Linked DNA regions of Mus musculus: region 2 is linked to region 1. A link is a loop called in an ENCODE intact Hi-C map of the cell type or tissue named here. Cell type or tissue: heart. All regions are shown on one strand. Each heading gives the region's core, and the rest is flanking DNA. Links, peaks and the distances in the headings are about the cores only. Region 1 overlaps Gm31505 (a long non-coding RNA gene). Region 2 holds the start of 8430419K02Rik (a long non-coding RNA gene).

Evidence for each region. A loop is a pair of places that touch in the nucleus more often than their neighbours do. Peaks named below come from ENCODE experiments on the same cell type or tissue, not always from the same donor. Only the 100,000 strongest peaks of a DNase experiment are listed, where the experiment ranks them.
Region 2: it touches region 1 in a loop (6-fold over the local background); 6 of 42 quality-filtered maps call a loop at or near these places.

Annotation. Positions count from the first base shown.
Region 1 is chr11:18,001,400-18,017,886 of GRCm38, forward strand. It overlaps Gm31505 (a long non-coding RNA gene), which reads left to right. Exons shown (of 3, transcript XR_381063.2): 3 at 3,581-3,779. Among named protein-coding and RNA genes, the nearest start is that of Gm31505, 10 kb to the left of the region's middle. In heart, for the core only: a CTCF peak has its summit at 9,834 (motif pointing right); a DNase peak (open chromatin) is centred at 9,892; H3K4me3 peaks cover 724 bases; H3K27ac peaks cover 876 bases.
Region 2 is chr11:18,865,157-18,881,643 of GRCm38, forward strand. 8430419K02Rik (a long non-coding RNA gene) reads right to left here and starts at 12,454. Exons shown (of 4, transcript XR_003949854.1): 1 at 6,846-12,454; 2 at 3,393-3,493. Meis1 (Meis homeobox 1) reads right to left here. Exons shown (of 12, transcript NM_010789.3): 12 at 15,272-16,487. The coding sequence ends at 16,483. In heart, for the core only: no CTCF peak of the experiment used is centred there; no DNase peak of the experiment used is centred there; H3K4me3 peaks cover 4,999 bases; H3K27ac peaks cover 4,811 bases; H3K27me3 peaks cover 1,087 bases.

The DNA.
Region 1 (16,487 bases), core at 4,838-12,837:
TATAATTGGCATTTATCTTCTGGCCTGGAGAATTATTAAAGGAATAGATTTTCCACCAAAAGGACAAGGTCCTAAAAAATAAAAACAAAAAACAAAAACAAAAACAAAACAAAACAAAAAAACCAAACAAACAGAGGCACCAGCAGCCCAGTTCCTACGGAATACATCAGTATTCATGCTGTCTCACACAGATAAGTCAGCTCCATGGAAAGGAAGCATGGAGGATTCTTGGTGTTGGTTTTAGTGACTAGGTCCCAATGTTATCCCTGGGTGCCCTTCAGACTATTTCTTCTAATTCTCTGGGTTTTATTACTAGTATTTTTCTCTCTTTGCTTGCCTGCCTTCATCCTTTATTTTCCTTTTCTCCGTCCAGAGGATAAACAGTCCAGTGTAAAACCCCAAGACCTACCTTGAAGTCTCGGTGCCCTGTGTGACCTTAGGAAGGCCACTTGGCTTTTCTCTGTCTCATTTTCCACATTTATCAAACAGTCACAGCAATAAAGCCTACTCCTTAAAGTTGCTCCAAGAACAAAATATTCCAAGGTATTTGAAGTGCTTAATCACTTCTGACAAACACAATGGCTACCAAGCCTTTTGTATATTTAACTAACCAGTGAATACATTAGTTTGATTCCTGTGGCCCCCAAAATATTTATTACTCCCACTCAAGACTTACAGAATGATGCCAGGCTTATTAGAAAGGAATTTAGGTATTCTATTATTACAGCAGCAATGTGTTCCAGCATGCCTCATATTTCAGATATGTGGTCTTTTCACCAAATTAGCCATTAATTTTTCTGTTATTCCAAACTACTCATTCAGCCAGAATATCCCACCCCATTACTTCTTTGCTGTCACTCAAAATCTGACCGTGCATGTTTGTATGAGTTACCTAGAAAATGTAATACTATTAACATGTAATGAGGATCACCTCACCAAAAGGCTCACGGTCTGGTTCTTCCAGCTGAGATCAAGCCAAAGTCCTTAAAAAGGCTTTTTTTTTTTTTTAAGAGTATTCACAAGTGCTTTCACAAGAGGGAGAAGAGGGAGGCAAAGGGCGATTGCACATAGAAAAGAAGTTAATAAAACCATGATTCCAAGAGTATAGTGATTGGTTATGGCTTTTATCATAAACTAAGGAATAACAACTTTCATAAGTTGAAAATGTCAAGAACAAGTTTTCTTCTGGAACCTCCAGCCGAACATGGTGACAAAATGCCTGTGATAAAGAACTTGAAGGAGAAAACACTTATTTTGGCTCCTGTTTCAGTCCCTCCTCACTTTGCTTCCATTATCTCTGGGCCTTTAAAGTGAGCAGAACTCATAGAAGAAAGTGTGTTCTGGAGAAAAGCTACCATGATATCATCATGGCAGGTGGAGGGACAGGGACACAGACAGACAGACAAGAGGAGAGAAAGAGAGAGACAGAGACAGAGACAGGCGAGTAGCTCAGCTCACTGGGTTCTCAGTAAGAGACTTCTTTCTAGTGTACAGGTGTCTAATTTCTTGTTACATATTCACATGAGGAAAGAGGATACAAATCTCTCTCCTGTGCCTTTTAAGAATAAAGGCACTGTGAGCCAATCATCTGGCGACTTCTAACCCAGGGATTCAGATTTCAATGTATAAATTTTCGGGTGACCTCTTCACACACACCACACAGCACTACATGTTCTGTATGCATCACCTCTAGAAGTATCAAATCTTAGAAGCAGTCAAGCCCAAGCATGGCTTTTGTAGTATTTGTTAACAGCATTGCAGCATGTGGTAGTTCTTCTAGAAGCATGCCTTGGTGCATTTTGAAACTGGATAAATTCTTAGCCTTACAGAATCATCTGGGCTTGTGACTGCCACGGCTCTTTGTCATGACGTGGCCATAGCACAATCTGCACTGTATAAATCGTGTCCTCTCCTGAATTTTCATTAATGTCTACCTTTACTCAGAAGGTGACCCATGTCACTGTTAACTGGCCTTTTGTATTTCCTCCAGAGTCACTGGCAATACGATCACTCTATGACCCACTTCCGGTTTCATTACTTGGCTCAGTTGATCTTTTACGGACCAGCCATTTCCTTAGAGTTCACGTTTAAAAACTTCCTGAACATTCTGACTAATGTTAAAAAAAAAAAAAAACCTACCCCTTCCAATCTTCCACTCTGTACCAAGCAAGAATCCTACTTTAAATCGTAGCAAAGGATTTTCTCTACAAAAGACTCCTAAGTCATCATCCTTCAGCAGCAAACTATTTCTCTCCGTTTCATCTTGAGAACATAAAGCCTTTGACACTCTTTCCAGAGGGTAATTGTCTTTGTCTCTTCTTCCATCTGAATGGGCTTTTGCAATCAGACCACTATAATCTGAGCAACTCAGGTGGACACATGACCTCTATACTGCTTCTATATTACAACTGTGTAGTGGCAAAAGATGCAAGCAAGGGCTTGATTGCTCAGCATTACTAACTGCGCTTCATACTACAGCATGGGCAATTTAAACTTCAGGGGCACTGTTGTACTTTTAAAATAGGTCTAAAAAGTCACCTAGCACAATAGTTGGTTTTTATGCATGTGTGGTTGGTTTTTATTTTTTAATCTTTTCTTGTTGTTGTTCATTTGTTTGTTTGTTTTCATGTTTGATTTGGTTTTTAGAGATGACAAGATCATCACTATGCTGCCCAGGTTGGCCTTGTACTCAAGAGTTTCCCCCTTATTCATGATCCTTCTGCCTTGGATGCTGAGAGCAAGGGTGCTCATATACCACTAGCCTGGCTAAGAAATGAAGCTAAGTAGTTTGTAGATTTCGCTTTCAATTGTGAAACCTTCGCTTGGCCTATTTGGGAATTTTCTTTTCAGTTTCTAATAACCTCCTCCTTCCATAGAGTCGAGAGAGGGCTGAGTGGGGAGGCCGTGGGGAGGAGCACAGCAAGTGATCCTGTTCTCAGGGTGGGTTTTCACTCATGCAGTAAGATACAATGAAGATATTTCAGGAAAGCTTGCACTGGGCCTCCAGAAAGAGAGACAGGAGGATGCTTTGGTGTTAACGTAGCTGCTTGTTGCTATATAGGTGTATCTGAGCACCTTAAACAAAACTGCTGACATACCTTGTGAAAGAAAAGACACTGTGCTTTAAATGGTTAAAGTGTTTGAAATCTTCAGTGTTAACAGAGAGAGAGAGAGAGAGAGAGAGAGAGAGAGAGAGAGAGAGAGAGAGAGAGAGCTGTTCTAAATGATTTTATTCTTATCCGAATAAACTAAAGAAATAATGTCCCTTTACTAATTGCAAATACTCCTGTCCTAAGTATTTACATCGAGGAACTACAAATTGTGTCTACATATGCTGTCACAGAAAGGAACATTTTTTTTTGTTTTGTTTTGTTTTGATTTTTTACATTTTAAAAAATATTTTTGACCCTTAAAATGCCCTAAATGCTTCTCTTTTGAGAATCTTAGCACTGTTTCGGGTACTTTGGGTGTAGTTTTATAGCTTCAGAGACAGCTATCTTATGGGTATCTATGAGCTGATCGGTTACAGAATAATAGATCCCTTGACTCTTCAGCATGTTCTTCACATTCTGTGTTGCAGTTCCTGATTTCTAAAAGATCCAAAGGGCCAGAGGGACACTGTCTTCCATGGGAAAGGAAGCATACAAAAGGAACAGAAACTTCTCTGCAAAGCATCAGTACAAACCCACTGGCCTGGAATGATATTTATCCTCTTAATTATGTTTTGCAAAAGACTGATAATAAAAGCAATTTTCTAAGGAAAGGCTGAAAAAGTGTTTCAGAATAAAAAAAGACTAAAGAAAAATGAAAATGTAATGTGGTTTCTATTCCATGACTTCTTTTAAACAATAAAAGCATTATTAAAACACTTGGTAAAATCTGAATTAAGTCTTAAATTTAGACAAGAGCATTATGTTACACCAATGTTAATTTTTAGAGTTTGATTTGAATACAGATTCTTCAAACCAATTAGGTGACATAGACTTTTCTAGTTAATTTTTTTAAATATTTTTTATTACATATTTTCCTCAATTACATTTCCAATGCTATCCCAAAAGTCCCCCATAACCTCCCCCCAACTTCCCTACCCACCTATTCCCATTTTTTTTGGCCCTGGCGTTCCCCTGTACTGGGGCATATACAGTTTGCAAGTCCTCTCTTTCCAGTGATGGCCGATTAGGCCATCTTTTGATACATATGCAGCTAGAGTCAAGAGCTCCGGGGTACTGGTTAGTTCATAATGTTGTTCCACCTATAGGGTTGCAGTTCCCTTAAGCTCCTTGGGTAATTTCTCAAGCTCCTCCACTGGGGGCCATGTGACCCATCCAATAGCTGACTGTGATCATCCACTTCTGTGTTTGCTAGTCCCCGGCATGGTCTCACAAGAGACAGCTACATCTGGGTCCTTTCGATAAAATCATGCTAGTGTATGCAATGGTGTCAGCGTTTGGAAGCTGATTATGGGGTGGATCCCTGGATATGGCAGTCTCTAGATGGTCCATCCTTTCGTCTCAGCTCCAAACTTTGTCTCTGTAACTCCTTCCATGGGTGCTTTGTTCCCAATTCTAAGGAGGGGCATAGTGTCCACACTTCAGTCTTCATTCTTCTTGAGATTCATGTGTTTAGCAAATTGTATCTTATATCTTGGGTATCCTAGGTTTTAACACATGACAGAAATGTAAATTTCGTGAGTCATTGCCACAGGTTCCTTCATCTTTTGTGATATTTGATGGCAGGTTAGTATGGGAAATGTGTTTATTTTAAAATTTATTTTTAATCATGCTTGTGTGTCCATGTTCATGTATGGATGGATGCCTGTGTGCCATGTGTCTTGTATGTATGCATGCCTGAGGGCAATGCCTGAGGAGATCAGAAGTATCAGTTCGTTTGAAGCTGGAATGCAGGTGTCTGGAACCCAAAACTTTGTTCTCCGCATGGCAATACATGCTCTTAACCTCAGCATTATCTCTGCAGTCTTCAGAATGTGAAGTTTCTGATAAAGACCATGAAGGCATTCCAGTAGTAAAGTTGACATATGACAGATCTTACTTCCTAGGTGAAAATCCTACATCACATTGGTGGGAAGTTCCATAGCAGCCTTATTTATAATAGCCAGAAGCTGGAAAGAACCCAGATGCCCCTCAACAGAGGAATGGATACAGAAAGTGTGGTACATTTACACAATGGAATACTACTCAGCTATTAAAAAAAATGAATTTATGAAATTCCTAGGCAAATGGATGGGCCTGGAGGGTATCATCCTGAGTGAAGTAACCCAATCACAAAGGAACTCGCACAATATGTACTCACTGATAAGTGGATATTAGCCCAGAAACTTAGGATACCCAAGATATAAGATACAATTTGCCAAACGCATGAAATTCAAGAAGAACGAAGACCAAAGTGTGGACACTTTACCATTTCTTAGAAATGGGAACAAAACACCCATGGAAGGAGTTACAGAGACAAAATTTGGAGCTGTGACGAAAGGATGGACCATCTAGTGATTGCCATATGCAGGGATCCATCCCATAATCAGCTTCCAAATGCTGACACCATTGCCTACACTAGCAAGATTTTGCTGAAAGGACCCAGATATAGCTGTCTCTTGTGAGACTATGCCGGGGCCTAGCAAACACAGAAGTGGATGCTCACAGTCAGCTATTGGATGGATCACAGGGCTCCCAATGGAGGAGCTAGAGAAATTACCCAAGGAGCTAAAAGGAACTGCAACCCTATAGGTGGAACAACAATATGAACTAACCAGTACCCAGGAGCTCTTGTCTTTAGCTGCATATGTATCAAAAGATGGCCTAGTCGGCCATCACTGCAAAGAGAGGCCCATTGGACTTGCAAACTTTATATGCCCCAGTACAGGGGAAGGCCAGGGCCAAAAAGGGGAAGTGCGTGGGTAGGGGATTGGGGGGGTGGGTATGGGGGACCTTTGGGATAGCATTGAAAATGTAAACAAGGAAAATACCTAATAAAAAAAAAAAAAGAAAGTTCCATGCACTACCTGCAAGAAAACTCCTGACCACTACCCTGTTACTCTGCCTTGAAAAGCACTATATATTTCAAACTCCCTTTTGCAATAGAGTTTGGGTACACTGCAGTGTTTATTAAAGGGTGGGTGCTGTCCCATTAGCAGGCAGTGAGGCTTATTCAATGGATAGCAGTCAGAAATGTATGACAATTGAATTATACTAGACCAGGATGTCCAGGGCAAATTGCACATACAAAGGTAAGCATTCTTTCATGACAGTTTGTTTCAGTAATGTATGTGTGCATTGGTTTCTTCACTGTGAGTTTTGGACAGTGAATGGACTGGCAAAGGAGGGCTCCAGAGCAGGCTACATTTGGCTTCCAATATCCAACTCATTGAAAACTGCATGCAAAAGAGCTTGCATTAATCCACTCATTCTCAACAAGTCTCTTGAAACAGACAAACAAATAAACCAACAGCAATAAAGACCTTTTTCTCCTGCTCCTGTCCACAGGAAGCCCTACTTTTCTCCTCATGTGTTCAAACTTAGGGAATCACACAGGAAGGTAGTGAAGGTGACTTTATGTACTATGTATGAAGTCCAGTGGTTGGCTAAATTTAGACTGAGGCAAAGCAAGTGCTCTCTAAAGCTACAATAGACGGTGTCTTCTGAGCTACCCAGTCCCAACAAATAACTAGGACCCTATTTTGAAATTTCTTATTCATTCATCCATCCACCCATCCATCCCATCCATTCATTCATTCCTTTTCAGATTCGTTGTTTATTGTTCTGGGACAGTATCTTGCTATGGTGCCCAGCCTGGTCTCAGGTTCACAGTCATCTGGCCTCGGCATAGACCTCTGCCACCCTGCCCAGCTTCCAGCCTGGAGCTTTAGCTTTTAGTCACGTGTTTGAGTAGGAGCACGGATTACTTTTAGTCCTGTTGCTGAGCAGATCTGTGCTATTGTGGTTGGCCAGAGAACAGCTTCCTCTTGGCAGATGAGAAACTACCAGAGCTCAACATGAAGGCTCCATTGATGACACCACACCTTGCCCTCCAGTCCGGTGCGTGTCTTTGATATTCCTTGCTTGGATTCTTTTACTGTGCTGGATGCTCTGCTGGATTCCAGGGAGAAGAAACAAAATAGGAAGAGACTGATTTGCCTCTTCCGGGCCTTTTCTCCTTCCTACTCTTTAATAAACACCCATGGATATACCAGAACTTAAGAAACTGTCACTAAGAGCTGAACAGGTTCCCTTTGCCAGGAGAACAGATGACAGCATCCTTCTGTTACTGAGCCAGTACTGAAATAAAGAGTACACATAGAGGGACTCATGGCTCCTTGGGACATCAATGAGAGGAGAGGCTCTTGGTCCTGTGAAGGATCAATGCCCCAGTGTAGGGGAATGCCAGGACAGGGAAGCAGGAGTAGGTGGGTTAGTGAGCAGGGGGAGGGGGAATTGGATAGTGGGGTTTTCAGAGGGAAATGAGGAAAGAGAATAACATTTGAAATGCAAATAAAGAAAATATCTAATAAAAGAAAAAATATATATATAGAGAGAGAACCAAAAACCAAAAGAAAAAAAAAACCCAAAACACAAAACAAACCAAAAAAAAAAAAAAAACCAAAAAAAAAACCAAAAAAACAAAGAGAAAGCTGGGAAGTACATTAGCATTTCAGGCTGCCATTACCACAGGGCTTCCCTGAACTCAGGCACCTACAGAAAGGCAGCCAGAGGGCAAAGGTCAGGGCCAAGAGGTAGGGAAGAAAATGTTTTCGTTTTTTCTTTAACTACAAGATGGGATGGATGATGGACACATTGGGTTGGGGGAGTTGGAGTCGCTGCCTTCATTTCTAGGTGCCTAAGTTTACCTCTTTCTATCACTCTAAGATAGAATATTACAATATTTAATTTACAATATTGAGTTTACAATTTACGATACTTGCGTATTACATATTTGAAACACATTGACTTAGGAGTACTCATTAGCTTCAGCTGACTAATTCAGATAACTTAAATTTAGGACAAGGTCCGTCATTTAGTCTTTATTTGTTCTTTTTATGTCTTTGGCTATTTTGCCTGCATGTGTCTGTGTATCACTAGCATTGCTGGTACCCATGGAGGCCAGAAGAGGACCCTGCATTTCTTGGAACTAGAGCTATTGGATGGTTGTGAGCTACCATGTGGGTGCTGGGGATCGAACCCAGGTCCTCTGCAGGTCAGCAAGTGTTCTTTACCATTAAGCCATCACTTCACCTCTTACCCTGAAAGCACAGAGGTCAGCTTGTTTGCTGATTTGTTCCTAGTTGCAAATGTGACACGAAGAATTCGATGGAGGACTTTTCCCCTCCTTTTCTCGAATTTTCTTCTTCTGTAATTTCAAAAACATGTCAAGTAAATCATTTGTCTAATATCCTAAATTACGGCAAAATGGCTAAAGATAGGAACATTTTGGACTTGTAAAATTTTTACGTTAAAGTGAAGGTATGAAAACCTGTCAAAGTAATTTTGTTCTATCTAGTCAGTAGAAAGTGTTTGGAAACTTGGACTGCATTTTCTTTACCCTCTTCCAGGTTTCTCTGCATAGATTCTTGGTTTTTCATCAAGAGAAGCTTTAGTCATGTTAATTCACCTCTGTACAACCTGTTTTCTGTCTGATTTTTTTTTTTTTAATGCCCCAGTCACTGGCTCCAGAGCAGCAGTAGGCATCGGTCTCTTTGATTCTCTGTGGTATTTTCCCCAGGATTTCTTCCCACATTGCTGTACAGTAAGATTTCTATTTTATTGAAGAATTACCTACTTTTAGCAACAAAGAAATGATTATCATTACTCTGTAAAAGCAGTAGTGCTAAGAATATTTCTAAGCAAAACGCTATAGAAAAAGCAAACAGTATAAAGTAGCTCTTTCTATTCTCTGACAGACCATGAGTTCAAAAAAAAAAATCTTGTTCTTCCCCAAGTTATATTTTAAAGGGGTTAAGCAATCATTCAGATAATCGGACTTCATTGCTTTGAAATTTTATCAAAGTGTCCTCAATCCTTGAGCTGATATCCAGGTCCATTTTGCCAATCGGATAAAGCCTCTTAGATCTTTTTCCTAGAGGCATGAGTGGTTAACTTGATCTTATTGTGCTTCGAAAGAGTCTGTGCTACGCATCATTTTTCATAAGTGCGATTTGTTGTGTTAGGAAAACTCCAGAGAGACTCCTTGTTAGAATGGATTTTGGCTGCCAAGGGCACATTGCTACTAGAACCTCCTTTGTTTTATAGTGAATGAGTTTTAGAAATGTTCTCTGCTTAACCATAAGAGAAACAGAGCAAGGTGAGGGGGAAATTAGCATATGGGGAAATAAAGACTTTATTTCTCAGATTTGGGATGATTTTAAAAGCAGAAGATCAGGGAAGCTAGGCTTGGTGGTGCATACCTTTAATCCTAGCACGCTAAGGTAGAGGCAGAAGCAGGGGGATCTCTGAGAGTTCTCATCTATTTAAGAAATTCCAGGTCAACCAGAGCTAGGAAGTGAAGCCCTGTCTTTAAATAAACAAGGGTGGGCGGGGGGGGGGGAACTGAAAAAAAAAAAGATAAGAGGAAACTATTAACAAAGACCAGCCCTAAGAAAATTCCTTATTTGGAAGCATTGCTTTCATTAAGACTCTTATTCTTCCCCCTCCCCCTTACGTCTCCTTCTCTCCTCCTCCTCCTTACTGCCCCTCCCTCTCGACCCATCCTTAGAAGGTAAAAGGTTTGAAGACAGCTGCCTCCTTTTATTTTACCTTTGTAAAGGCCAGCGATCCCAAGCGCCCACTTGTATCCAGACCAAGACTCACAGCCTTTGCCTGGAAAGAGCACTAGGTGGTGCCCATTTACTTTGCAGTGGAAAGGGGATTCCCCAGGGGAGCAACTCTGGGGAAACTCATCCGGCCCCAGCCTCCTCAGTCAGTGAGAAGTCCTCCTCTAAGAGGTGGTCAGGAGAATGAATGGTGTCCTGTTTTTTTCTCACTTCCTTAAAGCATACCGGACTTGCCCTTTTAGGACACAGCTTTCGTTTAGAGAGAGTGTGTGTTTGCAAATGTGGGGGTGGGAGTAGAGGGGCCTCAAACATCCCCTTTGGAATGAGAAGAGGAATAAAGGCTGCGCCCTCCATCTGTGTGCATAAACAGCACAGCCCGAGTCTCTTGCCAAGACTGCGGTCCTGCCAGATCATCTGGGCATCACGGTGCACATGCTCGCCTTATTTTTCTGCTTTGCCTATAATAAAGCCGTAAAAAATCGAAGAAAGGTGACTCTTAAATTCTACTTTGCATCTTCACAACAATAATTCTTTGTCAAATTAAATCCTGTTAATTTGAAGATTCTGCATCCCAGTGTTAATTTCCACGCCTACTCCTTGATGGGGTGGCTTTCTACTGCTGGGCTTATTCCTTAAAAAATAAAATCTTCTTAGGCTTGCTGAACAGCTTGTTGCTTTGTTTTCAAGGAGAGTAGGTAACTGGCTAAAATGATGTGTTCTCTGTTTTCCTGTTTTCCCCACTCAAGGGGCTGTCAGATCTGTTTTAAAATGTAGAAACACTTGGAAGTTTTCTTTTTTCTTTGTAAAGATCTGTAGCAACTGGCATAATCATGTTAATTGTCACAAAAATGGGAATAAGAGACAATTCATGTAGAAATATATAAAATATTCATCTTTCTGTGACTCTAGTCCCAAAGTTGAGCTGAGTGGAGCTAAGCCCTCCATGTGTTTTTGTTTTGCTTTAAAGAAGGCAAGACAAATGGTTGTCTCAACATCTGACTAGACTCTTCTAGCAAAACCTGGATTCTGTCACGATGAGGGGAGAATAAGACGTAGTTTCAAGAAGTTAAACTAAGGGCAAAGTTTTCTGAAGCCATGAGAACCACTTCTGAGCTCTTGCTGCCGGGTCATATGTCATGGTATGTGGCAGCTGACTGCTCATTAATTCTATTTATATCAGTGTGAGAACCCACCCCACTGAGTACGCATGTGTTAAAATATTCATAAATTATGTTTATTTAGAACAAATATACAATAAATGCCAAAATAAGAGCATTATTTAACCACCAAACTAGCCGACTACTAAATAAGCAAGGCTTTTCACTGCCAATATGGTACAGTGCACTTTGTTAGACTGTCCTATCCAGTATTTCCTTGAGAATGCTCACCTTTTGTTTTCTCAATTCCACAAAGGAAATAGGTTTCACTGAAAGGAATAGAGTTGGGAAACAAAGGATGCTCTGCTACTGAAGAGCAATAATAAATTTGACTAGAGCAAATGAGAAATGCACTTTAGCAATCTAAAATCCAAGAAAGTGTTCACTAATTCATGCACACTTGGACTGAATCGGGCAGTGTTTCCTGAAAACAAATCAAGTTAAGCAGACCAGATGAACTCTTGATAAAGTTGGCTGAAAAAAAAAATAGAAATTTTAATTATATATATTTTTCTCAAAATAAAGAATGGCTAAAAACAAATTTACATCACTGTGAACTGAATTAAAAAATCAGAACCACGACTGCAGCCTGAATTTTCAAAGTTAGTGCTCTGTAGTGAGACACCCCCGAACAATGCTCACTTAAAAGATGCTGTGAGGCTGACATGGTAGAGGTGTTTTTTCTCTCGGCAAGCTTCCTGAGCAGATAGCCAGCACAGTTGAAAAATGTGAATTCCTTGTTCAAATTCCAAAGCTGTGCTAGATAAAAATACATCGTCTAATTTATCCACTTCATCATATTCTACATCAGCACCATGAAATCATCTGGGACTATTAGCTAATAGAAGCACCATTCAGATTTAACTGAAAGCACGGCCCTCTTAATAGGCAAGCTCTGTTTCCACTTATTTGACTATTTGTAATATTCTCTGAAAGTGTTATAAATGTAAACACTCTCATCAAAAGTACCATTTTTCTAGATTGAAATGTCATTGATACCTAAGGCAGAGTGAGACAGTCTGGACTAACTTCATCATCTCTGCATGTTTACCTTGAAGAAAAGCACACTCAGGCACACCAGAGCAAAAATGAAAATTTTTTTAGTGATGACAATAGAAGTGCACATGAATTGGGTACGTGTTCACTTTAATCAACAGCGAGGGTTTCACAGTGTTTTATTTTCCATTTATTTTTGGAACAGAATTATGTTCACTTATTAAAGAAGTGTGCATCTGAGGGAGATCTTTTCTAAGGCAATGATTTAAAACGTGGAACAATGTATGCCTACCAAAATATTGTCTTGATGACATTTGTAACACCAAAACTAGAAGGTTTTTAATCATCCTGTTAATTTTAATTTAATTTTAATTAACAGGAGCATGGTTAGAAAAGGAAGATAGTGGGCTTGGCCCAGTGGGCAAACTCCTTGGTCTGAAGCATGGGGGCACAAGTTCAGATCTCTAATTCTCACGACTGTAGAGTGGTGTGTGCCTGTAATCCTAGTGCTTAAGGGTTGAGAAAGAGAAAAATCCAGAAGACCCTGCCTAACAAAACTCAGTAGAAAAGACTTCCCACTGGCAACCTCATGGTATCCACATATACCACACGGCATGCACACATGCCTATAGCAAACTCAAGCATCCACGTGCACACACGCACACAATTTAAAAAAAAATAACATTCATTTGATGGAAAATTATGCTGTCAATAAAAATGATGGGTTTATATCAAAAATGTGGGAAATAAATGGCAAGATATGAAGTGGGAGAAAAATCAGAATAGAAGATTAAGTTGTAAGATGATTACAATAAGCTTGTGATGTGCAAATAATAAAAAAAACTTAAAGAGCGCATACAAGTCTGCTTGTCATCATATTAAGGACCAAAATTGATTTTTTACCCATTTTCAAGCTTCTATTATCATACCAAAGTACTTAAAATGCATTTTAAAATGATTAAATCGTTAAGAAAATCAAGAGTTAACTTATATTTTTATCTTAAACATCAGTTATTACAGACTTTTGAGGTAAGTTAGACAATTTCCAAATTCCCACTTCAAAAAAAAAAAAGTTAAACTCTAAAGACGTTATCCGTGTCAAACCTAATACAAATACATTCTATTTAAAAACGACTTAAGTAAACACATTTCTGTACATGATATCAAACTCAATCCCAAAGCATTTTCACCTAGCCATTGTCAACCCCCCCTCCCCCCAGCAGCCTTTTCTACAGAGGAAACAAAGGGCGCATATCAAAACCACCACAAACTCCTTTCATTTCGCTGAGAAGTTTGAGACACACTTTCATGTGAATTTTGGCCTCTGTACAGCACCACTGTGCATCGTTTTCATCTGAGACTTGAACATATTGGGGAAACTAGAATCCTCCTTTCTTTTATCCTGTCATTTCCCAACCCTCCCCCACCACTGCCAGTGATGGGCATATGGCAGGCGCCCTCCACGGAATCTCAAACAACAGGAGGGACCTGATTTCAATTCCTACATCCTGTCATCAGTGACTCGTGGGATATTTTGTTCTTGCAAGGCTAAGGATGTGATTCGAATTTGCCATACGGACAGAGCTTAGCGGGGTGCCACTTTTACCACTGGAACCCTCCTCCATCAGTTAATTAAACATGATACAAACCACCACGTGCATTTGTAAAGTAAGATTAATACGGTTAAGTCAGAGCAAATGAGGAATCCCCCATATTGGAAGATCACACTTCCCGAAACTCAATACTTTTAAGTAGCCTTCGTCAGTTTAATCCCTCAGACTGCTTTGTGCAACTTGAAACCCGGAGCTGTCATCTTTAGCCAAAAATACAGCATAACTTCCTTAGCTTTTACCCTATTGTTGAAATCAGCATTCACAAACCTTTCAGCGGCCTACAGTGCAGCTCCTGACCGCCTGCAACACCGGAAACACATTTAATAAATATTTCATTTTGTTTTAACATGAAGACTTCCCCATCTTTTTTTCCCCCTCCTTTCCTGGGGAGCTCCAGGCTACCCCCAAGCTGTGCACTCCATCACCGTGGTCAGTTAGGTTTATAGCCTTAATAAAAGGATTTTCCCCTCCACGTGCTAGGGAGCCTTGTTAAAGCAGGGCAATTACAGAGACACAAGATAGGTGCTCTGCAAAGATCAAAGCTCACCTAAAGAAAGCTCTGTAGGAATTCAGAGCTTTCTTTGAAAAGTGCTCAGTTTACAAAGTAGAGAGGCATTAAACCCCAGGAATTACAAAGAAAAAAAAAAGCCCAGTTTTGAATAATGTTAAAGTCTGACAGTAGTTAATATGTGATCTCCTTTAGCCACTCTGTGAGTATTCTTCCTAATATCTATTCACAGCATAGCAATAATAGCTCCAAAGGAACCATTATACTCCAAAGACATACACACGGATGGATCCTTAATATCAAATGCATTACCTCCTCAGTAGGTACATTTTAATCTCCATATCCTAGCTCAGGGGAAGGGTAAGAAAATAGCCTGTACATTTCTGCAGAAGAAAACCAATGCAGTCAACCCAGGTCTGGAGGTTGGTGTCAGACAGTGGGATTCGCCAGCTTTATATTCCACACTGAAGGAGTGTGGACGGTCTGCCTTGAGCTGGACTATGTCTAATTGGCACCTACCACTTCACCAAGAAAACTTACCTAACTATTCCTGGGAGTTGGAGCAGCCAAGCTTAAGCAATGTAACATTTCTTCTACCTCAGGAGACTACATCATTCTTCCTGAACACACACACACACACACACACACACACACACACACACACACAGACACACACACAGACACACACACACACAGCATGCACACGCATAAATGACTACATGTATTAGTTGTCAGTTTTGCTTCAGAATAACATTGATGAACCTTGGAGTTGTTCACTGTTTGCCCCACCGTAAGGTTGTAGGAATATTCAGTGGGAAGAGTGATATGTTTTCTTTTTCCCAGTGTTTTCCATTTCTCTATTCCCCATCCTCCTATCACTATCATCATCATGACCACTGATATTGTTGCATCTTGTTGTGTAGCTCAGGCTGGCTTTGAACTCATAATTCTTCTGTCTCAGCTACTTGAATATTAGGTCTAACCAGCTACACCTGGGTAAGATTCCTTTTTGGATTCCTGTTTCCTCAAGCCTGATCATTTCTCTGATCTCAGACAATGCTGAAAACATCAGTATAATTGGGGTGAGCCTGGTATCGACATCTGTGCTTCATCCAAGGAAAGTGGGTTAGTAGGCAGCTATCCACATATGGTTCCCCTTGACCCCAGCATTCAGGGAACTAAGGCCACCTTGGATTGCCATAGTTTAAGGGCAGCATGAGCTACACAAAGTGAGCACCTGCTTCCAAAAGCAAAACAGCAAACAAACAAACAACAAAGGCAACTTCTGTCAGGTCATTTTAAAGGTCTACTTAGGAGAAAACATCTGGGGTTTGTAGTGTCCAGGAATATTAACCTGGAAAAATGCAGAGGTGGATACAGCACTCTCATTCTGCCCTATATATCCATTTTAATAACACACAGCAACAGTAATAAAAAATAAGAGCTGATATTTATGGGCTCTTGTTTTGTGCCAGGCTGTTTATGTAGCAGGTCACATGGAGTATAACATTTAATGAAGCAGGTTCCACTACTATAGTTATTCTCTAGAGGAGGAGACTGGCACAGAGGGTCAATGAAGGTTGCCAAAGTCACATAGCTGTGAAGAGGGGAGGAGGTGATTTTAATCTGTGTTACAAGACCAGAAGCAGGGTGTCTTTAGCCTTTCTCTGGTTTAAATTTTATTTTGTTTCATGACCTGAGTGTTTTATTTTTCCCCCTTTATTTGGATATAGTTTTCAGGAGAATTCTAATTTTTGTAGTTTAATGTAACAGGTTTTTTTTTTCCTTATTGATAAACTTACTGCTTTTAATTTTGGTATCCAAACTGTAACGTTCAACAACCTTGACTTATTCCTTTGACACTGGAATTCTCACTGGACCTGAAACACAGCATTTAAGCTAGACTGACTGGTTGGGAAGTCCTAGCCATCCTTTTAGCTCTGCTGCCTATAGGACTGGGCAACAGGCATATACGGCCACACTCATGCTTTTACTCTAGTCTGTAGGATCCAAGTTCAGTTCTTCAAGCTTGTATAGCAGGAAGCTCTTAGCCAGTAAGCTATCTTCCCAGCATGCATTAGATTCTTGTTCTTGGAGATTATTTAAATTCTCATAGACTCTAGTAGTTTGCTATCAATAAAATGAAAAGCTCAATGGTGCCTATATGGTGCTATCCTTGGAACAAATAGCATATTTTTTAACCAGCAAATAGTCTATTGATCAATGGTTTCTAAGACACAGTATTTATAATAGGTATGGCTACAAATAGTTGCCAATCTCTCTATAAAGATCTTGGAAGTACTATTCACTATCTGATATTATATTGGAAGAAAGTGCCTTATTCTGAGATCTTGAATCATGATTTAGTGTTTGTGTCTTTGCAAAACGTCTCTTAGTCACTCCTGTCAGATCTGATGCACTGAAAACTCAGAAAC
Region 2 (16,487 bases), core at 3,231-11,230, 860 kb after region 1:
ATTTCATACATGTGTATGATGTATTTTGTTCATAGCTTCCCTAGAATAGTCTTTCAACTCTCCCTGATATTTCTAAATTTTTATTCCTAGCCAGAATCTCTCCACTGAAATACAGAGCCAGTTTTCCATAATAATCATCTCCAATTTGATAAGCTGGCTTCTTTCTGTCTGACCTGTCCCTTCTTCTGGAGTTACTACCCGGGAAAATAGACCACAATTCCCTCAGCATTCCAAGGAAGAAATGATACCATGACTAATCTTTACACTTCCTGTCTACACTTGTACCATCTCTTAAGTGTCTTCCTGTTCACCACTCCCACCATCTCCTCCCACCATTTTCACGGCAGCATATTTTTTACTATTTCCTGAGTTCTCCACTTTTATTCACATTTCCCTCAAGGTATCACTCAGGAACCTGAGGCCTGTGCTGTCGTGGACTGACCCATTCTTACTAAGACTGAGCTATACGAATAGTGCAAGAGTTGATCCATGCTTCTGGACACCAAACTAGCACTGTCTCCTTAGGGCTACTGAGCAATTGTAGTTTGCTCATGAAAATGACTAGGTGAATGGCCCAACTTGTTTTGTGACTAGGTTAAATCCCAGTATAAATTAACTGAAGTCGGTCAGCAAGTTGACTGCACATTTTTGTAGAAATGCCATTCTTTTGTGAGCAGCATTGCACACTCTCGAGCACACACACACATACACACACACACCGTATATTTCCATGGTGTTACCCCTAAAATCTATGAGACTAAGAAAGTTAATAATGTTAACTGGTGAATATTTTACAAAAGTCACTAAGCTATTTTATGCCCTCAGCTCTTTCAGTTTTCAACTTATGTCCTATATCTGCCTCTTGGTTTTGACTTCCTTGGGTACTTGTAATTATAAACTACTTTCTCTCTCAATTCACTGACACTTCTTCAAATACTCTCCTTGACACACACATGCCTTCTTTAACATTTACAAATAACCACATTCCAAAATTAATAGGGGAGCCTTGCAGTTAGAAACATGAAATCAGAAGGCTGGTGGTGATAGTCACCAGGAAGCCACATTATTTCTGGAACTGTTCCCCTTCAATGCTCTGCCTTGTGCATTCTACTCCATGTTGCAAACACTCCAGAATGCGGCTTGTTTCTCTTTTCCCTCCTACTTCTCCACTGTATCTGCTTACCCTGGTTATGCCTGTCACAGCCTGAGCTTGCCTGCTGGAATCTGCTCCTCTCGCACTCTCTGTCCAGTCCAGGTTTGGTAATGATTTCCTGCTATTGTTCACCTCTGAGTTGACATACTAACATCTGGTTGGCCTCTTTGTATCCAATTCCGTGCATTAAATTCCTGACCTTGAATAAACAGAAGGGTTTCTGCTCAACAGAACTCTAATACAAAACTGACATCTATCTCAGCCCACCACAGAGGCATTCGGTGGCTCCCTTTCTCCTGCTTGTTGAGTTAAAGTCTGTGTGCTCACAGCAAGGATGGCTTATAGGTTGGTGTTGTGGTTTCTTATCAGCTGTACCCTATGAGCAGCTCTCAGGATAGGGACAATGGGCAGGTAATCTCAGAATCTCCAATGTCCTTCTCATTGCTTAGATTATACACTGGATTTTCACGGTTTCAAAACACAAAACTCGTTAATTTTGTTGTTATTGTTGTTGTTTAATGTTTAATGTGGTATGCTAAAAGTTTGAAAGGATTTAGGACAGGACCCCGTGTAGAATAACACAAAATTTAAAAATAAATTAAGCATTAGCATTTCCTTTCTAGCTCCAGAGGGGTAAGAGGTGGTAATAAGTCAGGAGCTAGAAGCACTTTTTCTCTTTATATATGTCATGTTGTTTCTGGTCTCTCTGATCACCACCCGGCAATTGGTAAAAGCACCTTCTATTTCACTATAGCCCAGGAATCAGGCAATAACTGCATCATGACTCTGAGAGAAGGCTTTGAAACATGAAGGCATTTTCATTTGCTTCTGGTAACTAAGCAAGTAAAAAAACTTTTTAATTGTTTTCAAATTCTAAGAGATCCCTAGAATTTTGAGAGCAATTAGCAATCCCTTCTAAGTCCAGGTTCCACTAGGGAAAAAAAAAAAAAAGTCTGACCCTCTCTCTGGACTGGAATGTTGTATAGTTTAAAACAGCTCATCATTTTCTGTAGTGCAAAGTCATTTTCAAAATAAATATATATGAATAAAATTTAACGGTCGGGAAGCAGATCCACTGAAGATATGTTTCAGGTATTCTATTAAGTCAGAATTACTGACCAAAGTGCCTAAAAGCCTAGTCACTAAGCTAGCCATCTGACATTTTAACTAATCCAAAGGTATGGCACACAAATATTTTTCTAAGTGTATTATGCTAGCATGGACATTTTATATTAGCATATTATAAAACTCTTAACCATTATATTACAACATCAAATAATCATTGCACGCTTTAATACAGCACTGCTTTGACCACAAGGAAATCAGAAAACAGACTACTAATTGTCCTCGGAAGATTCTGGCAGGATGTTAAAGAATAATTCCTTTTTCTTAATCATAACAGCATATTCGTCTTACAAATTTGCCTGGAGTTGACTTCCTGGTCTAGTGTGAATCACAGTAGCTGCTGAGTTGGCAAGGTAAGGCTCTTATGTCCTGTGAAATATTGCAGGTGCCAATTGTAACAAAGTCACCATTGTCTTCCTTTAATGAAGCTAGTAGAAATAGCTAAGTGTCCACAAGTGCATCCCAGGGTGCCTTGTGTCCAGAAGGCAATTACTGCAAGGTGGTAGACAATTGAGATCCCATAGCCCATGCTTCGGCACTGCTTTGCAATAATGAACTGTTAGTCTATTAGAATCAAAGGAAATTATCACAGCACACATTGAATCAGACACTCTGACCTGTGAGACATGGAAATGGTCATGATTTATGGAAAGTCCACAAAGCCATCGAGACCCTGCGTCATGCAGAACATTTTACATGTATAATCCACAAAAATCCAGATTGTTAGTTGAGAAGAAATTTACCTGCAAAGCTCTGTTCTTTGTTTGCTTGTTTGTTTCATGTGTTTGTTTTCTTTCTGTGGCTTGTTTTCTTCATTTTTATGTGTTGCTATGCTAAAACAAGTGCAAATCCCTTATGTTTGGTAGAACCCACTCAAGATTTTTGTGATCAGCAGTATGGATGCTGAATCAACACACATTTTAATTTTTCCAACTTTTTAACTACAAATAAGACCTTACGTATACTCTCTTATAGTTTCATATTTACATCTTGCTGTTATTCTTTGAAATCATTTTCTCCCATCATAAATATACTATTATTTTTAATTTTTTTATGTGAATCAGTCCTTTTCTGTGTCATAGAACAGAGCTGGGACAATGTTATAGAAACTTACCTTAAAGTAGTAAATAGTGCCAGCTGTGGGATTGCGCACCTATAATTCCTGCCTTCAGGAAACAGAAGACAGGATTGCCACAAGTTCCAGACCACCCTGGTCTACACAGCAAGGCAAACACACAGAATTAAAGGTAAAATCATAAGTTATTAGATATATTACAAGTACCTGTAAAAGTGCCATACATTTTACTCAACTTTACAAAATATACCATTTCTTTTTAAAGTCCTTATTTTGAAGTGAATATTGTTTCGCTCTTAATTTGTGGAAACCTAATTACTTTAACAATAACAGGCTTGCAGTGATTTTTTTCAAACAGTTTTTAAACATTCTCTTTATCTTAATGTGTGATCAAATAATTCACTTATTTTGTAAAACTCGTTTCTTGTTACCCAGATACCAAAAGCAGACCTATAAAGGATAAAATTCTTTGGAGTTTTATTTTTCTTTTCTAGAATTCTAAAAGTATAGACATATATCTTATGTCTCTGACATTTAGATGAATTAATGTGAATTAAGGTTTAAAATCCAACTTTTGAAAAGCTTAGCTCTCTTTCTGATATTTTAGAGAGACTATTGTATCTTCATTTTCCTCTTACTTCCCCCAATGACTTCCGTGTATGACATAGAAAACCTGTATCACCTTACTTCTTCCAATGTTTTTTAAATGAAAATAGTTTTCATCGTTAATTATTAAAATCTGTGTCTCTGAAGATTTTTCTCAGGCTAGCCTCTGTAGAAAGTTCTGTGAATAGAGCTGTTACATAAATCACCCCCCCCCCAAGTAATAGCTTAATTACTTGTAAACTCTGGAAACCATTAGTTTATCATCCTTTGAAGTGAACAGGCGACTGGCCAGGCTGAGAGCAAAACACTTGTTACTTTTTCATGTAATCAGCTTAATTTCTTTTTTTGTTATTTTTCGTTATTTTGAGAAGGAAACTTGACTGGATATACTTTCATGTTCAAAAGATTAAAAGTTGTGTCATTTTGCTTCATAAATGGCCTCCGCAATCCACTTACAAAATACGCAAAGAAATATTGAAGGCTCTGAAGATAATAATTTATGAGCTTTTGGAAATCAGGGGAACTCAAAGGTAAAGTTGTGTTAGAATGACTGCAATACTGTAAAAGAGAACTGTCCTAGCTTTCTGCCCCTGAACAACATCCCTTACACAGCCTACAAAGTTACAGGAGCAGCCTGCTGCCTGCATCTCTCCCTCTGTCCCCTTTTCCTCCTCCAGCTAAGGGTTGAGGTTGTCTGTGGTGCTGAGCTTGCTTCGGGCGCACCTTCCTTAGGACCTCCAGGGAGTGCCCCCTCCCCCCCTCCCCCCCCCGCCCCCCCACACACACATTTTCTCTGAGGGTTTTTTTTTCCACCCCCAATTCATTGTCAGGTATATTTTCATCCCCACAGGCCAAACATAGATCAAAGTAAGTTCTGAATGTGGGTGGTTATTGCGAGGTTGAAACACTATATGTCTGAATATTACACCCCTCCCCAAATGAGGAAGGAAAAAAGAATAGGAGCGGAGCGGAGGACTGTTAACTGCATCTAAGCAAGATGGTGCTCTTCCTGGTTCCTGACAGGCACCGGTGGGAGCCAAACCACCTGGGAAGGAGCCTGTTTTAAAGGACAACAGATGAAAAAGCACCTCGAGGCAGGAGGTACCTGAGCTCAGCGGCTAAGGCCTTCCCTTAGGAGTATTTGACTGGATTCAGGGAAAAGAATCCAAGGAGGATGAGCAAGTCCCAAAGAGTCAGGAGACTCCCTTAGAGAGATGCAGCTGATGAAGGCCTGCCCCACATTCAGGACTGCAAACTTCCGGACCATTTTGAATATTTCAAAATGACACCAGCATACTCCTGATACCATTTCCTTCCACTGTACATTGTAATTACGAGCCACCTTCTCTTTTGTCAAACTCAATCCCTCTAAGCATCCTGCTTTGGGGACCCACTTTGCATTCTGCAATACCCCCTATTCCTCCCAGACATATATGTCAAGGAATAAGGAGTTGAGACATGACATATTAATGTTTTTATCTGGGGACTCTCTGCTCCCACGGGAAGGGAGGGAAACCAAGAGCAGAGGGCGGCGGAAAGCAAGCGAGAAGGAATCACTCCGAAGCTCCTGCGGAAATTCATATTCCGTGTATGTTCCTCCTTCGTCTAGAATAAATCCTGCAGGCCTCCCCACGCAAAGCCGGCGGCGTTTATTTATTTGCATGTCATGCTTATAATGCAGTAGAAAGCAAGACGGATCTTCTAGGAGGGGAGGCGACGACGCTCACCTTTCAGGCTCTCTCCCCTAAATAAAAAAGAATTGACCGGCGGGGCGCCTAAGAATTTATCTTGAGTTTGCGGTCATTACCTCTATTATATGGCCCCAGCAATAAATAAGTCGGGTAGTTACTACCCAACAATAAAACTGTACTGTGTGGGACACCTTACTATTACTTTCTTAATAATCTGTCGCTTCCTTCCCTTTAAATCTTCCAGTCTTGTCTTTTCACTCTTTTACAAGGATCTATCTTCACCCCTTGAGGGTGAAGCTCTCTCGGATCATTTTTATATTTCGTGAACACAATAATTTTTCCTGTCTAAGACTTGCTGTTTTTCCTATTCCCGGCTGCTTAATCTGCTTCAGCACAAAGAGTCGGCCAGGCCGGATCAAATATCCTTTTCTTTTCCCCTCTCTTATTTTAATTACGTTGTGCGTCCCATTAAGGAGACATCCCCGCCCTCCCCGGGTCGCAGCCACCCATGGGGGCTCTGGGAGGAAGGATGCACTCAAGTTCGGTCGCAGCGAGCAAATACAGTACCAGGCAAAAGGGGAGTTTGCCCAGAGTAATTCTCCCGTATGGGGTGGCTGATCTTGGGGATCCCACTCTTTCCACTTTCTGGCTGGCGCTCCACGCAGGCACAGTGCGCCACGCGTGGACACGAACGCCGGCAGCCTGGGCAGTCCTGGGAAATCGGACCTCGCCACACCGCGCTTCCCCGGCACCCGCGACACCCCTAGTCCTGCACCTAGGCTTGGGCGGGAAGTGGGGTGGGGGGGGGGGAGACACAGGGCATAGGAGGGGCGTTCCCCTCGACTGCTGGCTGCGTTCACACCTGAGCTCCCTGGGAACTCGTGCTGGTTTCTCGGTCGCAGACCTAGCAGCTACTCGCCGCCGCGCGTGAGGCCAAGTCCAGTCCTCGCCCGAGCCCCGAATAGCCCCAGGAGCCCTCCACCCTGGGGGCAAGGAGCTGAGCCACCGACCCGCCGGCGCTTTTTCAAAGCACAATCATACTTGTTCTCCCTGCAGCTCCAAAAGTGACGCGCACCGGGAGGAAAGGACTTCGAGCGTCCCTCGGAGCTGGGGTGTCCTGTGAGGAGGGTGCGGGAGCGGGAGATTAGAGGCAAATGGACAGTTACCGCATGGGGAGGAAAGAAAGGAGACGAACCTGCGTGACTTTCCCTTTTGTCTCAACACTGTAGGTCCCTCGACAGCAGCAGGTTCAAACAGCTAACCCCCCACCTAACAAGGTTCCTATGTGTGAGACTTAGATCACTGATAAAAACAGAACCCATGGAGAGAGAGAGGGAGAGAGAAAGAGAGAGAGAGAGAGAGAGAGAGAGAGAGAGAGAGAGAGAGAGAGAGAGAGAGAGAGAGAGAGAGAGACTGAAAAGATGGTGAACTTCTCACCTTTCTTTAATCCAGGTTCTGTGTGTGTGTGTGTGTGTGTGTGTGTGTGTGTGTGTGTGTGTGTGTGTGTGTGTGTGTGTGTGTGTGTGTGGTGTGATGTGTCCATCCTTGTTAATTGCGTTTTGCTGGGGTGATCTTTTAGAACTCGAAAATCGTCTGGGAAAATATTCACGTTTGGGGTAGAAAACATTTTTTATTTATACCCCTGACATTTAAAAGAGCAGAATTAATTTGTTCTGTCTACATTAGCATTGAGAGAAAGTTTCCGAAATTCAGCCTGGGGAAGGGGGGGCGGGGGAGGGGGGTGGAGAAAAAGAAAGCGCGGAAAGGAAGAAGAAAAGCTAACCTTGTTTTGTGTGTCTCTCTCCCTTATATCAGATCTGTAATCAATCATTGAAATAGGAAGCAGCAAAATTGTAAAGATTCGATAGATTAAAATGCAAATGAAAGGTAGAAAAAGAAACATTAACGCGGCCACCAAAGATTTAATAACCGTAAATCAAGGTTTTTCTGTTGCAGCTGCAGTTTGTGTGTTTATGTTTTAATCATGTTCAGTCCATAAATAAATAATTTCTGAAACGAGACTAATTTTTCATTATTTTAACCGTGAGCTATAACACTAAATATTAAACATAGAAAATGTGCATAATGCCACATGCCCAACCCAGAAAGAGAAACCCTTGAAACAATTGTTTAAAAACCAAGAGGTTTCACTTGTGTGTTTTGAAAATCAAAGTATTTGTGCTAAAAATCCTCTCTCCACAGCCCAAAGTTTATTTTCCTTTAATATTTTATGTTAACAATGCACAATTTATTCTAAAGATATGTGTGGCTTCCGCATCCATTTCAGTGTGAGCATTTTCAAGGCAGGAAAATGCCAGAATATATAAATAACACAGAACCCCATTTCAAAGTACCTGGACAATTTCTGGGTAATATTTTATAAATGTTTCTTCTTGGGAAGAAAAATTTGGTGGACAATACATTAAAACTTTTTTAGCTTAATAATGTTATATTTTTTCCACGAAGGGATATCTTATCTCTCTGTTTTATGATCATTCAGTGTAAGCTTGTATGTCAAGGTGTCAGGTTATTCAAACAAACTTTAAGTATTCTTTTTGTTAACTATGCTGAAAGTTTTCCATTTTGGTTTTTCATTTAGAACATTAACTTCTTAATTTAGAGTTTTACCACTTTAAAAAAAAAAGAAAACATTTATTCTTTCTGTTCTTTTCCTATTTTCTCCCTCCCTCCCTTCCTAGTTATTTATTTATTTATTTTGGTGATCTTATTAACATAAGAGAGGGCACTCCATTTCAGCATAGAAATGCTTAAGAATAAGCTTTTTTCCCCTTAACTCTGTCGTTAAACGATTTAGAGTTGTCTAAGCCTCTCCTCTTCCTACAAATTACAAGAACAACCAAATCTAGAGCTCACACCTCCTTCCTCGAACCTTTAAGTTAAATGTGAGCTGAGTTGATATTCTCCTTTCCACCCCAAACAATCAGGTTTTCACTCTGACAGCCCAATAATGCATTTAGTTTGAAATTACACTTGGATCTTTTCTCCTTTGTATTTTTTTTTATTTACTCCAGTACAACGAGATGACTTGATTTTCATGGGATTACATGTACTCCATTCAGTATTAGTGGGACATTGCTACTCAACTAAATACTGCCTTAATGGACAAATGAACTTTTTTATTTGCTAAAGTTTGTAGGTGGGTTTGGAAACAGAGTATGCCACTGATTTGGTTACTGTTGAGAATCAAACAGACACACACATCATTTATCTAAAGAGGAGAGTTGTAGCTCTGTAAAAGGCAGAAGCAAGCACAGAATCATGGGGAATTATTTCAGTTTATTGCTCTTATTAATTAAACCGGATGTGGTTTTATTCTGCACTTTTTATACCGACCTTGTTCGAAGCTTCTGGCGGCTTCGCTTCCCTTCACTCCCAATTCCTCTCATTCATTAGATCCCTTTTTGATGGGGCCTTTCCTACAGTACAGCTCTTAGGAGTTACAGTGGAAAATCTCACGGGTCTTGGGGAAGATCATGCGTCTCCCGCCCCGGGGAAAAACAAAACAAAATACAGGCGGAGAGGGGGAAAAAAAGGAAGAGATGCTTTTCTCATTCTCTTTCAGCATTCCTTTCGTTGAAATGCAAGACAGGTACTTGATTTAGCATTTAAGCAAAAGGTTACACAAACCGCGTTTTAGAAAGTGTTGGGATGTCCGGCAGGGTCAGCCCCAGATCAGATCATTTTTCGAATGCAGACCTAAAGATAATGAGTACTTGTTGTATTAAAGGGGACAAACAGTACTTTGGCTTCCTCTGACCCCAGAATGCACGGCTTGGTTTCATTGATCATCTTCCTTTATGAGATAATGCAATTACAAACATCAATAAGGGGCTGCAAGGGGAATCATTATGCTGTGACAGTGATAAATGACGGTGCAGAAATAGCATGCTTCCCCCCCTAACAATCCTGGAGCCCAGGGGCTCCGGGGGCTGAACACAGTCGCCAAGGAAACAGATGACATCCCAAAAGGCACCAAAGGAAAAAATAAAATGAACAGTCTTTCTTTGCCTTTCACTCTTTTCCGTCTTCCAAAGAGTTAGTTTTGGCTCTAGCAGCAGCTGCCACACAGACATTTCGTTATTTCAGACATTAAAGACTGAAGCAAGCAGTGGGAGACTCCTCCCCTTAGTCCACCCCCACTAGACGGGCACACAAACCTTGCCATTCGCATTTTAGAACACCTGAAAATGCACGTCTCAAAAATCGGATTTGATTTGCACACGCTGTTTACCACCCACCCACCTCCCTCCCCGCACCCCCCAGAAGAAACTGAGTCTCCAGGGGCACAGTGGCGCCTCACGGATCTGCCAGAAAAGGGACTTTGCTAGTGTCTGGTCTCTGCTCTGAGCCGGGAGGCAGCAGTGGTAGGAGCCGGTTACTTGGGGTCTTTGCTGCCTTCCTAGGTTTTTTAGAGGTGACGTTATCAGTGACCCTCGATCTCCCGAAAGGGAGGAATCCGGCTCTTTGAAAGCCTAGACCATGCTCAACAACGTCTTCAAGGGGGATCTCTATGCGCAGTCACCTACTCAAATCCAGAAAAGTGGGTGAGGTTGGCAGAAGGGTTTTGCAGCGATTTCGGCGCTCGCCGCTCACCCCCACCCCCACCCCCAATGCCTGCGGGGACTGGGAGAGGTTAGAGCCTCGGGTCTTCAGGTGAATTCGGAGAACCTGTCACTTTTAGGGTGGTGGAAGAGAAAAGTGCTGAGGTGTGAGGGAGGCCTAGGCAGAAAAGCAAGAAAGGGAGGAGAGAAGGGGAGCCAGAGAGTTGGCCATCCTGTCTTTCAGTCATGTCTCCAACCCAGAGAAAGCAGACAGTGGGATCCTGAACTCTCCGGTACACTCTGCCTGAAGCTAGGGTGCCAAGCCAGAAAAACGACGCCGGGGAGAGGACCCGTAGGTGTATGAAGCAGGTGACTCTACTCTCTGCTTTCCTAATGGGCTAGGACCTGGGAGTAGTTTTCCTCCCAGAGAATAAAGTCACTGGTCCTAATGAACACAGTGTGGGGTAGAGGTGGTCAGGGCTAGGAATTATACAGTTGATCAAAGGAAGACTGGATTAAAACTAAATCCAGAGTTTCAGAGTCGGAATTCCCTGAGGTGGACTGAGCGCGTGAGCAGCACAGGAGTTACTTCTTCACCAGCTAAACCAAGCCCCTAAAAGTGCCTCCCATCTCCCTATTAAAACCCTAGGGTATCATTTTTAGGGCAAAGACTCTACAACGCAAACGTCTAGCGGATTGCCCAATATATTGTTTGTGTTTTCTTTCAGTTCCGCCTTGGAAGAGAATGTTTTAAACTTTTTGGGGGGGCGGCGGGAGGCTGGTTCGATGTGAAAGAGAACCCTACCCTTCCCATTATTTCTTGGCTTCAGTCTCCCAGGAAGACCCCCAACTCTCCCGCCCAGATCTTTTCCCCCAACCAGAGAGCTCTTAGCCTCTAATGCTGCGTCTACCCTTGATGGTATGGTTTGCCAAAGGGCCAGGGGGTGCTGGGTAGCACAGAAGAGACCAGGAAAAATGATGACTCAAACTGGGCGCCCCACACACAAACCCACACCTCCCTGCTTACGGTCCAAACACCCGTTGAGAACCTATATCACCAATTTCTGCTTTAACTGCCTTCCCAAGGGCCGAGGGCCTGTGGGATCCAAAGTGGGGGAAGTTTCTAGGACTTTTAAGGAAACTTGAAGGAGCTTCTGCCCAACACACTGTGACACTATTCTTCTCCATTCTACCGGAGTGCTATACACTCTGGAAGCTCACCCTCTTGCCCAGCCTGACTGTTCAAGGCAGCCTCCAGGGCCCAAGCTCTCACCGACATGCTCCCATGAGCGCCCTGGGATTCGGAAGCCGGGGCTCCGTCTGGAAAAGTCCTGTGAAAGCATTCTGGCAACTACAAACCACTCTGAGGGGTTCCAATTGACGGAGCCCAGAGTGAGCCGAAGAAGTCTTTGAATATGCTTTTGCGCTAACTCATGGACACCCAGGCTACCGAGACAGTTAATTCTTCTTAACTTTGACTTTCAGATGGCGGAGGTGGGGATGGGGGCAAGCATAGGACTCTTCTGCAGACCCCGAGTACCTCGGAGTAGTGTGGGATCACAACTGAGACCCACCCGCCCACGTACCAGCTCCAGCCCCAGCCCCAGCCCCGATGTCGTGCAGAGGGAAACTAAAGGGAGTCTGAGACGCGGCTGGAGCTGGGTGAGCCGGCCGCGGCGGTCTCATTAGAGACATCTCAAAACTCCTCTCAGCCCACCCCCAACACCCCCCTCCCGCCTACACAGGGGGAGCTGAAAGCATCACTGAAGGCTCGGAATTCCAGCGTAAAAGAGCAGTTTTCCCCTTTCACAACGTTCGGACTTTGTCCCTGGAGTTACTCAGTATGCGCTTCTGCCCGGAATGCGATCCCCATACCCAGATCCATCTTCTCTAGGCCCGCTAGGACCCGGCACCCCAACTGCTGTCCTTGTCGTTTGGTCTCCCCAGGGCTCCACCTAGCACGCCTCTCCCCGCGGTAAAACTCGTGGGCCGGGTTCCCCGAGAGGAGACAGCCTCCAAAGGAACTCCTAATACCATCCATACAGCTTTAATGCGCTTATAATTCGATAAGTGATTTCAATTTGAAATTGTTAGTAACTAATTTTATGGGTAATTTTTCCACATCAAATATTTAAGCATCAGATTAAGGGCGCCAGTTCCGACGCATGATCATAAGGGGGTTTCTTCCCCCCCCCTCCCCCCCGCCCCCTCAAAACACACTGCCGCGCTCCGCCTCCCTCCGGTCTCCTACTGCGTCGTTTTTCCAAATCCCCAAAAGGTGGCAGTAGAAGACGACTTTCCTCTTTTCCTGCGGCTCAAAAGAAAGGACAGGGGTGAGGGGCTGGGGGGGGGGGGGAGCGGCGGGGGGAGGGGTGGGGCGAGAAGAGGGCCAGGAGGGACTGGACGGTGCCAGGACTTTGCAAGCTGAGCCTTTAACACGTTTCCACCACCGCGCTAGCGAGAGCAGTGGCGAATTTCCTGGAGACGTCTCGGGCCACGGCGGCGCGCCCGGCGGCCCTGGGGTCGGGGTGCGGGCGACTCGGCACATTTGCACTCAACCCTCAGCCTCGTACAAAAGCGGGAGACGCAGAGAGGGACCCACCGGCTTCTTTCCATTTCTTTGTAGTTTAATATTGTCAATACTGTACAACCAACCTTGGCTCCTCGAGGCCGGGCTCTTCGAACACATAAGTCGGGGGGGGGGGCTGTTAATGGGGGGGAACTGGGGAGGGTGGAGGGAAACTAGGGGCGCAGCGGATGAATTGCAGACCAGTTGCCAAACTTTTTCCCCCTGCTGCCGCTGCTGCGGCTGCCGTGGCTGCAGCCTTTGCTTTGAATGTGTGTAACTAGGAAACAGCAAGCCGTCTGAGAAGACGGAATTTCCAACGTGTAAAATGTTCTTAACGGAACCATTGAGCGAGTGCAATAAGGCGTGAGGGGGAACTAATCTTCCCATTTAAATGTTTGTGGCAATTTTATCTAAATGAATTTTAATGCTAAACGAGGGTAATTCCCCATTTGTAGCGCGTTTGCTTCTTTCCTGTGCTTCTAAAGCAGTCGAACATCGTGCAATGAACAATAACAATAAAAATACTTCCAAGGCATATTATTCATTTTGAATGTGTTATAATTACATTTGATTAAATATGATCGGGTAACATTTTTAAATTTTTTGTAAAAGAAACTTAGTCATACTAGTCTCATTCAGCCAGCGGACTCCCCCCACCCCCCCACCCCCACCCCCAAAAAAGAAGCCTGTATAATTGTGTGCCCTGTTTAGGGGAGGGCGTTTTGTTTTTGTCCTTTAAGAAACATCAAAACCACTCTCCACACCTCTATTATTTTCCTCCTTCCGATAAGTGTCGTCAATAACCTCAAAGCTGGCTCTGAAATTTACAAGAGGAAAAGCTAAAACAGAATTAAACGGGAGGGTGTCAGGGGCAGGAACAGAGAGACCTGAGGAGCAAGGCTCGCACAATCCTCACTCCGAGGGGGGAAACCATGGCACAAAAGCTTGCTTTATTTTTTTCTAATTCCTAGACATTAATGATCATGATTCTTTTTAATCTCCACATTCCCCAGCCCCCCTTTGCTTGCGCTCACTCTTCCCCTCCACCCCCAGCCTCTCCCCCTGTTCTTTTCACCACCCTCTCCTTTCCCCCTCCTCCCCCCTCCCCGGCTTTCTCCCCACCCCGCCCCCTCCTACCCCAACTAGGCTAGAGCCTCCAGGATAATAAAGGCTGACTCACCGGGCTTGTACTGGGGAGGCAGAAGTAAAAGGACGGTTAGTTTATAAAGTTTATTATTATTTTTAAAAGTAAATAAATGGTTGTTAACTGCAACTAACCACCCATCAAAGAAAATGATTTCACTAATATGGACTCTTATGCAGTCGTAGAATTGTCTCGGGGCCAAAATAGGAAAGTTAAACAGTCCCATCTTTGGGGGGGCGAGCAGGGCGAGGTGGGCAACAGCTCTGAGACCAGGCTGCAACCTCTCTCACGTTCTCTCTCTCTCTCTCTCTCTCTCTCTCTCTCTCTCTCTCTCTCTCTCTCTCTCTCTCTCTCTCTCTCTCTCTCTCTCTCTCTCTCTCTCTCTCTCTCTTCTCCCTCCCTCCCCCACCCCCTCTCTCTTCTGCACACCCACGTGTCAGAAACAAGGCCCCATAAACAAAAGGTGAGAGTGCACACCTCTGCTCCTGCAGGTGAGGCAGTGACTCACCATTACCATTACTGAGTAGAGCCAACCCACAGCTGGTTTCTCTTTCCAAATAGAAAACAGGATTGCTGTGGGCAGTTTATAAGGTGACAAGGGTCTGAATGTCAGGCTAGAGTTTAAGGCTTCTGACTCATCCTTTGTTCCCAAAGCAACCAAAAGGCTGTTTTCTTAAAAAATTAATTTGCCTTCATTAAAATATTTGGATATTTCCCTTAGCTTTATGAAGCACTTTTTAGAGCAGCGATTTTATTTAAGTGAAATTATAAGCTATTGCAGCTTAAACATGTTATTTTGAACCATTTAGCTGGCTGCCATGCAGAAATTCTGTACAGCTGTTCTGGAAAATTGGTTAATAACCAGTTTTATCCAATGAGAACATAGAGCATATTTATAAAAATTAGATTTTGAAGTCTGGTCTCTTCAATTTTATATAGTTAATTTCTTAATAAACATGTACTGCTGGCCCTAGATAACATCCCTGGCAAAAGGCTGACTGTGGGCTTCAGCTCTGTCACAGCAGGATTTTACTGATCATGTAGGCGACTAATACTGAATGAAGTCTGAGGCTACAGCTAGCTTAGTGACTTTAACCCTTAATTTTGTTGGTATTACCAATTCGTTAAGTCATCTTAATCCAGTAGTTATTGTTAAATAATTTACTCAGTGGTTACAATTTTCAAATACATATGGCCCAGGGAGCTAATTGTTTGTTATCATTAAAAATGCTGTACTAATCATTAAAAGTTTGAGGGACACATCTTGTAAGCAGTAAAGTCAGAATGACAAAAAATAACCTTTTCATTCTGGAGTCTGACGTCATGACTGCACTCAATGACTGAAGCTGGACCTGGAGTTTGCATACTTTTAAATGCTAAGATAGGACACAGTGTGCCATGACTGTTATTAATAATTAGCTCCTTGTTTTCTTGATAGAAAAAGGCTATTGACAAGCATTTTTTATCCACAACAAAAAGTATAATTAGCGTACCCCACTCAGTTAACCTTATATGCATGCCACCTTGCACTAATCTGCTACTTTCACAAAAAAAAAAACAAAATAAATGCAATAATACAGTTCATCTTTCCAGTCCTTTTTGCACAAAATTTATTTACAATGTCTACATAAATGCTCCAAGGTGGGACTATGGAAAAATACACACATGACCAATGCTTTGCTGAGAAACAAAGTCAACATATTAAAAAATAAATCTTCAGTCTATGTTTTTTGAGCTGCATAAAACAGGAAGTGATGTATAAGGTGATGGTTGTTGTTGCATGGGGACGATGATGCTTGATGTGACAGTTAGGCTTCTAAACACACACGGCCTTTGGGTTTCCATGCCTCCTCCTACCAGTCTCCTTAAGACACTGCCTGCAACAGCTGATTAATCATTGTTGGTGACTGCAGTTTTTCCCATCCTTCCCGATTTACATCTGTTCAGGCCAATTCAAATATGGTGAGTAAATGAATTAGACATGCAAATTCAAGCCCCAGGCTAGAAAGAGGGAGAGGGAGGAGAAGAGAGAGAGAGAGAGAGAGAGAGAGAGAGAGAGAGAGAGAGAGAGAGAGAGAGAGAGCGCACGCACATGGCTGAAATCCTAGGCAAGAAGAAAGATTCTTCTGCCTGATAGTTATTTTAATGCTCTAAAAATCCTGCAAATCAGACCTTCCTGTCCCTTGCAGGATAACTGTAAGGCTTTTTAATGTAAGGAGGCTTCTGGAGGAAGTGAACAGCTATGGAAACAACACACATAGTGTGGAAAAATTTCACATTTTTTTTAAAAAATCTATAAGAAACAACGTAATATGGATAACAGTATAATAGCATTTACAATATTTCACTCTTTGTTCTTTTAATGTCTTATATAGTTATTTTTGCATGTCCCCCGAGTTGACTTCGGATGGTTCTCCTGCATTTTAAGAGTCCCTATGAAGAACTAGGGATGCTCCTTGGTCCAAAGTAGATGTCAAGAATGGAACTCCATAGTCCTTGCAGGAAAAGACCTGATTCGAGATCAGTCACCATTGTAGACAACGCATATTCCCTTAAGCTACT